Linked DNA regions of Homo sapiens: region 1 is linked to region 2. Evidence: chromatin contacts called from ENCODE Hi-C or POLR2A ChIA-PET data. All regions are on one chromosome and are shown on one strand. The core of a region is the stretch at or near the end of the contact, and the rest is flanking DNA. Distances in the headings are between cores, read along the strand shown.

What was found. A loop is a pair of places that touch in the nucleus more often than their neighbours do. ChIA-PET counts read pairs that join two places held with the same protein, here RNA polymerase II (POLR2A).
Region 1: a map of colonic mucosa shows a loop between it and region 2 (2.0-fold over the local background). The contact joins two enhancer-like sites. A Hi-C loop is called at or near these places in 1 of 168 maps with a recorded cell type or tissue (colonic mucosa). POLR2A ChIA-PET finds 5 or more read pairs at or near these places in 1 of 52 experiments (HepG2).

Annotation. Positions count from the first base shown.
Region 1 is chr7:103,035,444-103,040,821 of GRCh38, forward strand. The region is part of intron 3 of FBXL13 (F-box and leucine rich repeat protein 13); the gene reads right to left. Among named protein-coding and RNA genes, the nearest start is that of FBXL13, 37 kb to the right of the region's middle. Within about 2 kb of position 2,793, at least 4 of the 41 ENCODE cell types and tissues checked have a DNase peak (open chromatin) inside an H3K27ac peak, as active enhancers do.
Region 2 is chr7:102,872,021-102,877,507 of GRCh38, forward strand. FBXL13 (F-box and leucine rich repeat protein 13) reads right to left here. Exons shown (of 21, transcript NM_001394494.2): 17 at 5,447-5,487. Among named protein-coding and RNA genes, the nearest start is that of LRRC17, 38 kb to the right of the region's middle. RefSeq lists an enhancer at 3,536-4,735. Within about 2 kb of position 3,876, at least 7 of the 41 ENCODE cell types and tissues checked have a DNase peak (open chromatin) inside an H3K27ac peak, as active enhancers do.

The sequences.
Region 1 (5,378 bases), core at 1,543-4,042, 160 kb after region 2:
CCTGGGGAAGTGTTGTAGTAAATGAAAAAATAATGAAATACTATTACAAATTACTGTTGACTTAACAGATACCAAATTTATGGCTCTTTAATATAAGTAGTAATTGATCCCATTAATTTTTAATTTTGTAAGATATCCATTTACTATATGTAAAAAAATGCATTTAAACAACAGCTATAGAAAAAAAGTTTCAGTTCTATAAAATACTTAAAGTATCTAGTAAAGTATTAAGAATCTGGTAAGAACCAAATGTAAAATAAATGTAAATCATTAACTTTATATTATAATTTTTAGCTTCCAGCATATTGTAATATTATTTTTCTTCTGGCAGGCAATTCCCTTTTTTGCTCAGTTAACCTGTGAATCAAAAGATTATATATGAAATTGTCTTAACATAATTCACCATATTATAAAGTACCATGCCTTTACTTCATTAATGAGCTTCATTTATATCCCACATAGTATCATTCTAGAATAGGGGTCTCCAACCCCCAGGCCACAGACTGGTACAGGTCCATGGCCTGTTAGGAACTAGGCCACACAGCAGGAGGTGAGCAGTGGGCAAGCGAGCATTACCTCCTGAGCTCCACCTCATCAGCCGCAGCATTAGATTCTCATGGGAGCACGAACCCCACTGTGAACTGTGCATGCAAAGGATCTAGGTTGTGCATTCCTTATGAGAATCTAACTAATGCCTGATGATCTGAGGTACAACAGTTTCATCCTTAAATCACCCCCACCACCCCACCACAGTCCATGGAAAAAATTTCTTCCACAAAACCAGTCTCTGGTACCAAAAAGGTTGGTGACCACTGTTCTAGAATAATAATAGCAAAACAGAATGGGGATTATAAATATGTGTTGAATGGATATGCCTAATTTAAATCCCTCCCAACTCAGATTTTTTTTTTATTTTTCAAAAGCCCTACAAGTTAATAACAATGGCAAAAAGAAGCCATGTCTTTAATACAGAGAGAACATATCTTTATATATAGCAGCACGGCATGGTATGAAGTGTTGAATTTTTCATGATGAGTCATTTTTCTTATTTCTTGATCTTCTGCAAATTACTGATTTATTTATTTATTTATTTTTGAGACAGAGTCTCAATCTGTCACCCAGACTGGAGCACGATCTTGGCTCACTGCAATCTCCACTCCCCGGTTCAAGTGATTCTTGTGCCTTAGTCTCCTCAGTAACTGGGATTACAGGTGTGCACCACCACACGTAGCTAATTTTTGTATTTTTAGTAGAAATGGGGTTTCACCATGTTGCCCAGGCTGCTCTTGAACTCCTGGCCTCAAGTGATCTGCCCACTTCGGCCTCCCAAAGTGTTGGGGTTACAGGCACAAGCCACAGTGCCTGGCCCAAAAGAGTCTTTAATACCTAAAGGGCTTTTGTGCCTGGACAGAAACGCTCACTAACATTTGTACTTTAATGCTTTTTACCAATAAACACATATTTAAATAAATACAATTTTGGAAACTCAATGTTTCTTAAACATGTTCATGTTTGTTACCAACTTCATTAAGTAAAGTCCCTGAAATAATTTAAACTACAATTACAATTTACAAAGCCATTCCTTAGAACACCTAAAATGCCATAAATAGCAGACAGAATATACATAAATATCATATCATTATTATATGTTACACTTAAACTTATCCTAAACAACATGAATCTAGTTCATATCTTCATTACTTCCACACTTTACTTAATGTTTTACTCCTTCCTGATTACAGTAATGTTTATTTTGATGCCTTATCAGATAACAGTAATGTACTCAGTTTCAAAAGAAATGAAATACCTTTGCAGAGCCAACAAGGATACAGGATCAACCAACTGATTATCAACCAACTGATTCTTATTTGGGGCACAGGCATTGTCTGCCTCTCCCAAATGATTAAAACTCCAGCCCCTAAGGGTCTTAAGATTAAGTTTCCTTTCCACAGTTAAACTTTGTTCATCAGTAAGACTTTTCAAATCCATATCTTTCATTTACATTTTAGGGTTTTTTTTACACGATGCTCCTCTGTGATAGCATTATTTTAAAATATTTTGTATTTTATTTTATTATTTTAAAAGACACAGTGGGTCACGCCTATAATCCTAGCACTTTGGGAGGCTGAGGTAGGAAGATCTCTTGAGGCCAGGAGTTTGAGACCAGCTGGGGCAACACAGTGAGACTCTGTCTGTACCAAAGGAAAAAAAAATTAGCCAGGTGTGGTAGCTCACATCTAGTAGTCCCAGCTACTCAGGAGGCAGAGGCAGGAGGATTGTTTGAGCTCAGGAATTCAAGGTTACAATGAACTATGATCATGCCACTGCACTCCAGCAAGAGTGACAGAGTGAGACCCTGTCTGTAAAAGAATATTTTTGGGCATGCTTCCAAGATGGCCGAATAGAAACAGCTCCGGTCTGCAGCTCCCAGCGAGATCCACGCAGAAGACGGATGATTTCTGCATTTCCAGCTGAGGTATCTGGTGCACCTCACTGGGACTGGTTGGACAGTGGGTGCAGCCCACAGAGGGCGAGCTGAAGCAGGGTAGGGCATCGCCTCACCCAGGAAGTGCAAGGGGTCAGGGGATTTCCCTTTCCAAGCCAAGGGAAGCCATGACAGACTGTACCTGGGAAAACGGTACATGCCTGACCAAATACTGAGCTTTTCCCACAGTCTTCGCAACCTGCAGACCAGGAGATACCCTCCCTCCCATGCCTGGCTCGGTGAGTCCCACACCCATGGAGCCTTACTCACTGCTAGCGCAGCAGTCTGAGATCGACCTGCGACACTGCAGATTGGCGGGGGGAGGGGCATCTGCCATTGCTGAGGCTTGAGTAGCTCACAGTGTAAACAAAGAGGCCAGGAAGCACAAACTGGGCGGAGCCCACCACAGCTCAGCAAGGCCTACTGCCTCTATAGATTCCACCTCTGGGGACAGGGCATAGTAGAACAAAAGGCAGCAGACAGCTTCTGCAGACTTAAACGTCCCTGTCTGACAGCTCTGAAGAGAGCAGTGATTCTCTCAGCACGGCGTTCAAGCTCTGAGAATGGACAGACTGCCTCCTCAAGCAGGTCCCTGACCCCCATGTAGCCTGACTGGGAAACATCTCCCAGTAGGGGCTGATAGACACCTCAAACAGGCGGGTGCCCCTCTGGGACGAAGCTTCCAGAGGAAGGATCAGGCAGCAATATTTGCTGTTCTGCAGCCTCCACTGGTGATACATAGGCAAACAAGGTCTGGAGTGGACCTCCAGCAAACTCCAACAGACTGGCAGCTCAGGGGTCTGACTGTTAAAGGAAAACTAACAAACAGAAAGGAATATCATGAACATCAACAAAAATGACATCCACACCAAAACCCCATCTGTAGGTCACCAACATCAAAGACCAAAGGTAGATAAAACCACAAAGATGGGGAGAAACCAGAGCAGAAAAGCTGAAAATTCCAAAAGACACAGGGCCTATTCTCTTCCAAAGGATCGCAGCTCCTCGCCAGCAAGGGGACAAAACTGGATGGAGAATGAGTTTGACAAGTTGACAGAAGTAGGCTTCAGAAGGTGGGTAATAACAAACTTCTCTGAGCTAAAGGAGCATGTTCTAACCCATCCCAAGGAAGCTAAAAATCTTGAAAAAAGATTAGATGAATGGCTAACTAGAATGAATAGTGTAGAGAAGACCTTAAATGACCTGATGGAGCTGAAAACCATGGCATGAGAACTTCATGATGCATGCATAAGCTTCAATAGCTGATTCCATCAAGTGGAAGAAAGGATATCAGTGATTGAAGATCAAATTAATGAAATAAAGCAAGAAGACAAGATTAGAGAAAAAAGAGTGAAAAGAAATGAACAAAGCCTCCAAGAAATATGGGACTAGGTGAAAAGACCAAATAAATATACATTTGATTGGTGTACTGGAAAGTGACAGGGAGAATGCAATCAAGTTAGAAAACACTCTTCAGGATATTATCCAGGAAAACTTCCCTAACCTAGCAAGGCAGGCCAACATTCAAATTCAGGAAACACAGACACCAACACAAAGATACGCCTTGAGAAGAGCAACTCCAAGACACATAATTGTCAGATTCACCAAGGTTGAAATGAGGGAAAAAATGTTAAGGGCAGCCAGAGAGAAAGATTGGGTTACCCACAAAGGGAAGCACATCAGACTAACAGGGGATCTCTCGGCGGAAACCTTATAAGCCAGAAGAGAGTGGGGGCCAATATTCAACATTCTTAAAGAAAAGAATTTTCAACCCAGAATCTCATATCCAGTCAAACTAAGTTTCATAAGTGAAGGAGAAATAAAATCCTTTACAGACAAGTAAATGCTGAGAGATTTTGTCACCACCAGGCCTGCATTACAAGAGCTCCTGGTGGAAGCACTAAATATGGAAAGGAACAACCGGTACCAGCCACTGTAAAAACATTCCAAATGGTAAAGACCATCGATGCTATGAAGAAACTGCATCAATTAACAGGCAAAATAACCAGCTAATATAATAACAGGATCAAATTCAAACATAACAATATTAACTTTAAATGTAAATGGGCTAAATGCCCCAATTAAAAGACACAAACTGGCATACTGGATAAAGAGTCAAGACCCATCAGTGTGTTGTATTCAGGAGACCCATCTCATGTGCAAAGATGCACATAAGCTCAAAATAAAGGGATGGAGGAATACTTACCAAGCAAATGGAAAGCAAAAAAAAGCAGGGGTTGCAATCCTAGTCTCTGATAAAACAGACTTTAAACCAACAGAGATCAAAAAGAGACAAAGAAGGCCACTACATATTGGTAAAGGGATCAATTCACCAAGAAGAGCTAACTATCCTAAATATATATGCACCCAATACAGGAGCACCCAGATTCATAAAGCAAGTCCTTAGAGACCTACAAAGAGACTTAGACTCCCACACCATAATAATGGGAGACTTTAACACCCCACTGTCAACATTAGACAGATCAATGAGACAGAAGGTTAACAAGGATATCCAGGACTTGAACTCAGCTCTGGACCAAGGAGACCTAATAGACATCTAAGAACTCCACACCCCAAATCAACAGAATATACACTCTTCTGAGCATCACGTCGCACTTATTCTAAAATTGACCACATAATTGGTAGTAAAACACTCCTCACCAGATGTAAAAGAACAGAAATCACAAAAAACTGTCTCGCAGACCACAGTGCAATCAAATTAGTACTCAGGATTAATAAACTCACTCAAAACTGTACAACTACATGGAAACTGAACAACCTGCTCCTGAATGACTCCTGGCTAAATAAATAATAAAATTAAGGCAGAAATAAACATGTTCTTTGAAACCAAGGAGAACAAAGACACAATGTACCAGAATCTCTGGGACATATT
Region 2 (5,487 bases), core at 2,626-5,125:
CACCCATTGGTTCAAGTCCAATCTCCTTGACACAGTATGACATTCCCTCCATGATATCTTTTTTATATAGTGTATTCTAGCAGGACTAAGCTACATCAAGTTCCTTGAACAAGGATACATTCACATGCTTCTGTGTTGGGCAGGCTGAATTAAGAGATCCTTTCCTCTCCTCACCTCTATCACTATGCCTGCCCCATCACATCTAAATTCCCCACACCCACCCTTCCAAATTGGGCTGCAGAAAATAGGTCTTACTCACATTTGTTAATCCTAGAGCCTAGCATTTTTTTCCTTCATTCAATGAGCAATTAATCTAGTGCCTACTACTTCCCAGGGTTCTGGGAAAACAACGTTTCAGTCTTCATGGATCTGATATTCTAGTGAGGGGACTCCAGGACCTACATAACAGGCGCTCAAGATCTTGTACTCATAATAAAAAATTCTGAAAATCAAGCAAATGAAAGAGTCTTTTTAAACCACTGTCTAAGCACACTGTCTGGGACACTGCCGTGACTCACTTTTCCTTTAAACAACAAATATGGCGGTGACTAAGGCAACTTAAGTAACAGACTGAACTGCCCTCACCATGGATCCTGTGGTCTTTAGCAAATGATAATCCAATTAACTAGCAGGAAATATTTTCCCACATACATGGAGATATAACCTCACATTCAAATAATCCTCTGGAGCAGGAAGGGAATGAATAATAGCCCATTTAAGTGAACATTTTGAAAAGCTGTAGAAGATTAAAGATTTCTAAAGATACCTTAAGATATTATCACATTAGTAAGCTATTTCTCCCACTTAGAAACCCTATCCTGTTTATATTAGAAGAGGCAAATTGACATATTTCCTCTTTCCCTAATATGTACTTGGTAGGTAACTTCCTAAACAACTTTTATTCATGGATGATACAATAAATGATTCACTATTTTCCACAAAAGGAATAACTGAGGAGAGTAAGATTATTATAAGAAACACAAATCTTGAAATAACTGTGTTCTCCTCTTTGCTTCCCCCATTTAAGTTAGCTCTCTCCAATAAACATCTTTCTGGATTTCTAAATGTCTGGATTTTTGCCTTTGCTGATCAACTTCTTCATGAGTTTTCATGATTTTTCAGAACACAGTGTCCCTTTAGCCTCTCCAACCCCAAAGAGCTCTTCTACTTTTGAGGTGTGAATTTCAATTAGTTTCCTGAGCAACATCTCTATAAAGCTGTCTTGCAAGTGAATCAAACTAAACATGTTCGTTTTCCCAACCTGCAGCAAACCTGCTCCCTGACTGTGTAAGGGACACAGCTCAGGAAGGCACACCATCCTTTATGCAGATGCTCAAGCCAAAAATCTGGTGCCATCCTTGATTCACTCCCTCTCTTCCTTATCCTCACATTCAGTTGAGCTCTATCTCATTGTTTCTTCTTCCTCAGTGTCTCCCAACTGTGCTGACTTTGCTACATGCTTACTGCCCTCTCCCTAACACAGGCGTTCATAACTTTTCACCTGGATGACTACTTGATAATTGGTCACTATGCATCTGTGATTCCCATATCTGTCTAGCAGATAGAAGTGAGCTTTTCGGAATATAAATCTGACCATGTTACTGTTCTAACTGACAATACTGAATGTCCTTCCACGGTCCAAAGAGCAGAGTTCAAATTCCTTAATGTGGCCTCTGGGCCCTCAGTGACCTGACCCCTGTCTACCTCTCAAACATCATCTCTCACCATACTTCTCGCCAATAAGCCATACCCAAATGTGTAGGTTTCTTGATATCTCACACTTTTAAACCTCCATGCCTTTGTGCAGGCTGCTTCTTTGGCTCACAGAACACCTTTCTTCTCTGGGAAAAGAATCTCTGAGCTAGGTTAGCTTTCCCCTCTCTGTTTTTCACACTCATCATACTTTGTAACCACTTGCCCTACTCCTGTCTTCCCACTAGAATGTAAGTACTAGGAAGAGGAATCATGTCTGTTTTGTTCATTCCAGTATTCTCAGCACTGAGCACAATGTAGTCAGAGTAAATACTTGTTAACTAAATGTGTAGTGTGATTCTAACTGAAAATTCACCATTAAGAATTGAGAATGAACATAATTATTAGAAAACATGGGAAATTTTCTCCCAAATGGCACAACTGGTCACATTTGATCTTTGGTGGGTATCTGTAACATTCCAGAGTTTAAATCCTGAATGTTACGTCTGTAGTCAAATTTGCACTTACTCAGACCTATAATCAATCAGGCTGGTGTTTAGCTGCCCAAGTTGACATCCGGGCTGACTCATTTTAACTTCACTGTTTGAGGTTAGCTTCCTCAGCTGTTGTAGCACTGTAATTGTCAATCATTTGCCTTTTAGTTCAGAGTTTAACTGACTTGGAGGAAGAAAACAACAGAAGACTTATTTTTTTCAATCTTTTAGCAGAAAACAATTAGTATACTTCCCCATAGATATCCATTTACAATTCTCTTAAATTACATATATGCTTCAGAAGAAAATAAAAACAGAGACTAGAACTCGAGGCCATACTCCTAAGTTTTTTGTTTTTTGTTTTCTTGAGACAGGATCTTACTCTGTTGCCCAGGTTTCCCAGGCTGGAGTACAGTGGTACAATCACAGCTCACTGCAGCCTCAACCTTCTGGGCTCAAGCCATACTCCCACCTGTCAGCCTCCTGAGTAGCTGGGTCTATAGGTGCACATCACCACACCCGGCTAATTTTTGTATGTTTTGTAGAGATGGGGTTTCATCATGTTACCCAGGCTGGTCTCAAATTCTTGGGCTCAAGTGACCCGCCTGCCTCAGTCTCCCAAAGTGCTGGGATTACAGGCATGAGCCATCGTGCCTGGCCTATATTCCTAAGTTTTTAACTTGTCCTCTGTAGATAAAATTTTAATATACAGTCTTTAAAAATAAAACCTGAGCTTTCCTCAAATGCTAAAAACTAAATAAAGCATTTTAACCTTTACTCCATTCAGTCAACAAATATTCCCCCAGGCACTTCAGCCTTGTGGTAAGTGCTGTGGGGGAATTATATTTTGATGTGTTTTATAATGTGCTTTGATTCTCTACTTCTTGTCACTCTGTGACCCTTCAGACAACAGCTGGCGATTCTGCTCCTATGTGTCAGGAAAAGGTTCTTACAAAAGAACACAGGATAAAAATCCTGGGCCTTTAAGCTTCAAAAGCCCAAGCCCTGAAAGACTTGGGGCATAACATTTTTCAAAACCATGTAATCAGTTGGAACATTTTTTCCACCCCCAGATTAGGAAAAGAATCTATGTCAAAAGGAAAGGAGCAAATATGAGAAAAGGGGAGAGAAGAGGTGGAGGGGAAGAAGATGAGAAGGGAGAGGAGGAAAGGAGAGGACAGGGGAAAAGAGGAGGGGAGGGGAGAGCCAGAGGGAAGCAAATGCTGAGAAATTCATCATATGGGGGGTCTGTTCTAGACCTTCTCACTTTCTATCCAGCTAGAGAGAAAGTTGGAACCCCCGGGTAGGCTTGGGGGCCTAAGTAGATGGGAACCCATTCCACCTTTCCCAGTAGGGTTCATAAAAGCAATAAGACAGAGTGTTCCTGTGCTCGTCATTGTATCAGTTAAGAGTCAACGGGAAAAGCAGAAACAACCCTGAGCATGCAAAACTGAGGAGATTTAATTTTAATGGGGGAATGGCTACATAGGTGGTAGAGAAACTGAGAAGCCAAATGGGACAGTGACAAAATCTAGAGCTTAGCAGCAGTAGGAAGCCACTACTGTCCCTATGCTGGAAGGACAATGGGAAGATATGATGTTATTGAAGCCCAGAGGCCGACTTCATTCAGGGAAGCTGGAACCACAGCAGGCCTGTGGTTCAGAGGGGAGTAGAACACTAAGGAAATGCAGCTGATGATGATGATGCAAAGAAAGGTAGAGGAAAACCCTGGAATGTCCCTTCTACTGGCCCTGTAATCACTCAGAAATGTCTCACAAGCACCAACCCTAACATGGAATCTAGTTGACTTGTGTGAGTCACCCTGTAGCAGAGCAAGGGGAGGGTGAGTCATGAGTTTGAGGGCAAACACATTCATGATGTGGGAGCAAGAAAATGTCTCCAGCAGGTGTCTAGGACTGTGGACCTAAGACAGCCTCACAGGATCTCCATGACCCAGGAAGACCCAGAGGAGCCCAGAGCAAGGCAGACACGACAGGGAAACCTGAAGACTTGAAGGGGCCTTGGAGTTGGAACAAGGAAGAGACATCAGGGATCCACCTGGACGGGAAACTAAACACCAAATGGGCCCTCGTACATCTCAGTGAATTCCAGCTTGGACAGAAGACAACATTGAGAAGACCAGACACTGACCCTGCCATAATGAGTTGACTCCATGGTACTGCTTCCTACCCACAATCTCACATCACTCATGGACGATATGGAAGGGAAGAGGAGGTCATCTAGCAGAAAGGAGGCTGAATCCAAGTTCATTCATAGATAAAGAAAGGAAAGAACCTAGACCAATGAACAGATCTAGTCCTTCATTTAAAAGACCCCACCGAATGTTGACGAAGGATAAACACATAACAGATGTCTGCAATGCAGTGAGAAATAGAAACGGTTCATGTTAAAGGATACACTGGGGCTGGAGATGCAAGCAGAGAAATTCCAGTGCTTGCCTGCAAGGTAGGGCTTCTCAGAGAAGGCCCTCATAGACAGTTGATATTTCAGGGATGAATAGGGATTTAGCAAGCAGATGGAGGAGGGATCCTTACCTCCCTATATCTTCCTATATCCCTCCTATATAGGAAGGATATAGGATATAAGATATTGTCTTCCTATATCCCTCCAAATGCATGATTTTCAAGAGAAGTCCATATATTCCTTGTATAACTATAGCCCATAGTTCTTTCAGAAACATGGCAAATCTCTCAGGGTTATCCTCCTTTTGATTAGTAAATGGGGCAGTCCCAGAGGGATAAGATGGATGTGGCCTGAGTCTCAACCCTGATGAATACAATCAGCAGCTTGCAGGAAATGAATTCCATATCCTTTTGTAGATTTGTTGAGGCCATTTCTAGAGTTTAGTCTTGAACTAAAGACTTAGATCTCAAGGCATTCGGGTAGTCTCATAAAATGTGCAATCCGTAAGAAAAATATAGTTAAGCCATCTAACATATATTATCTCCATACTGACCAAACTTCTGTAATGAAACAAATCTCAAATTATCATGACATACTCTTATCTGTCATGACTTTCCCCAAAATACTGTATTTTGCTATTTTTTAAACAGAGAAACATGACTGTTGATTCAAAGAAACTTTTCTATCACCCTTCTAGAAACAATATCCCTAAACTTAACTTTTATAATAGAATAACAAATAAAACATATTATTGTTCTCTCCATTATTTACAAAATAGCAAATAATTGTATTATAGAAAACAATAAAAGTCATTGTACTGTTTTGAATTTTTTTACCTCATTAGAGATGTCTGTTCCAGAGAGATCTATTGATACCA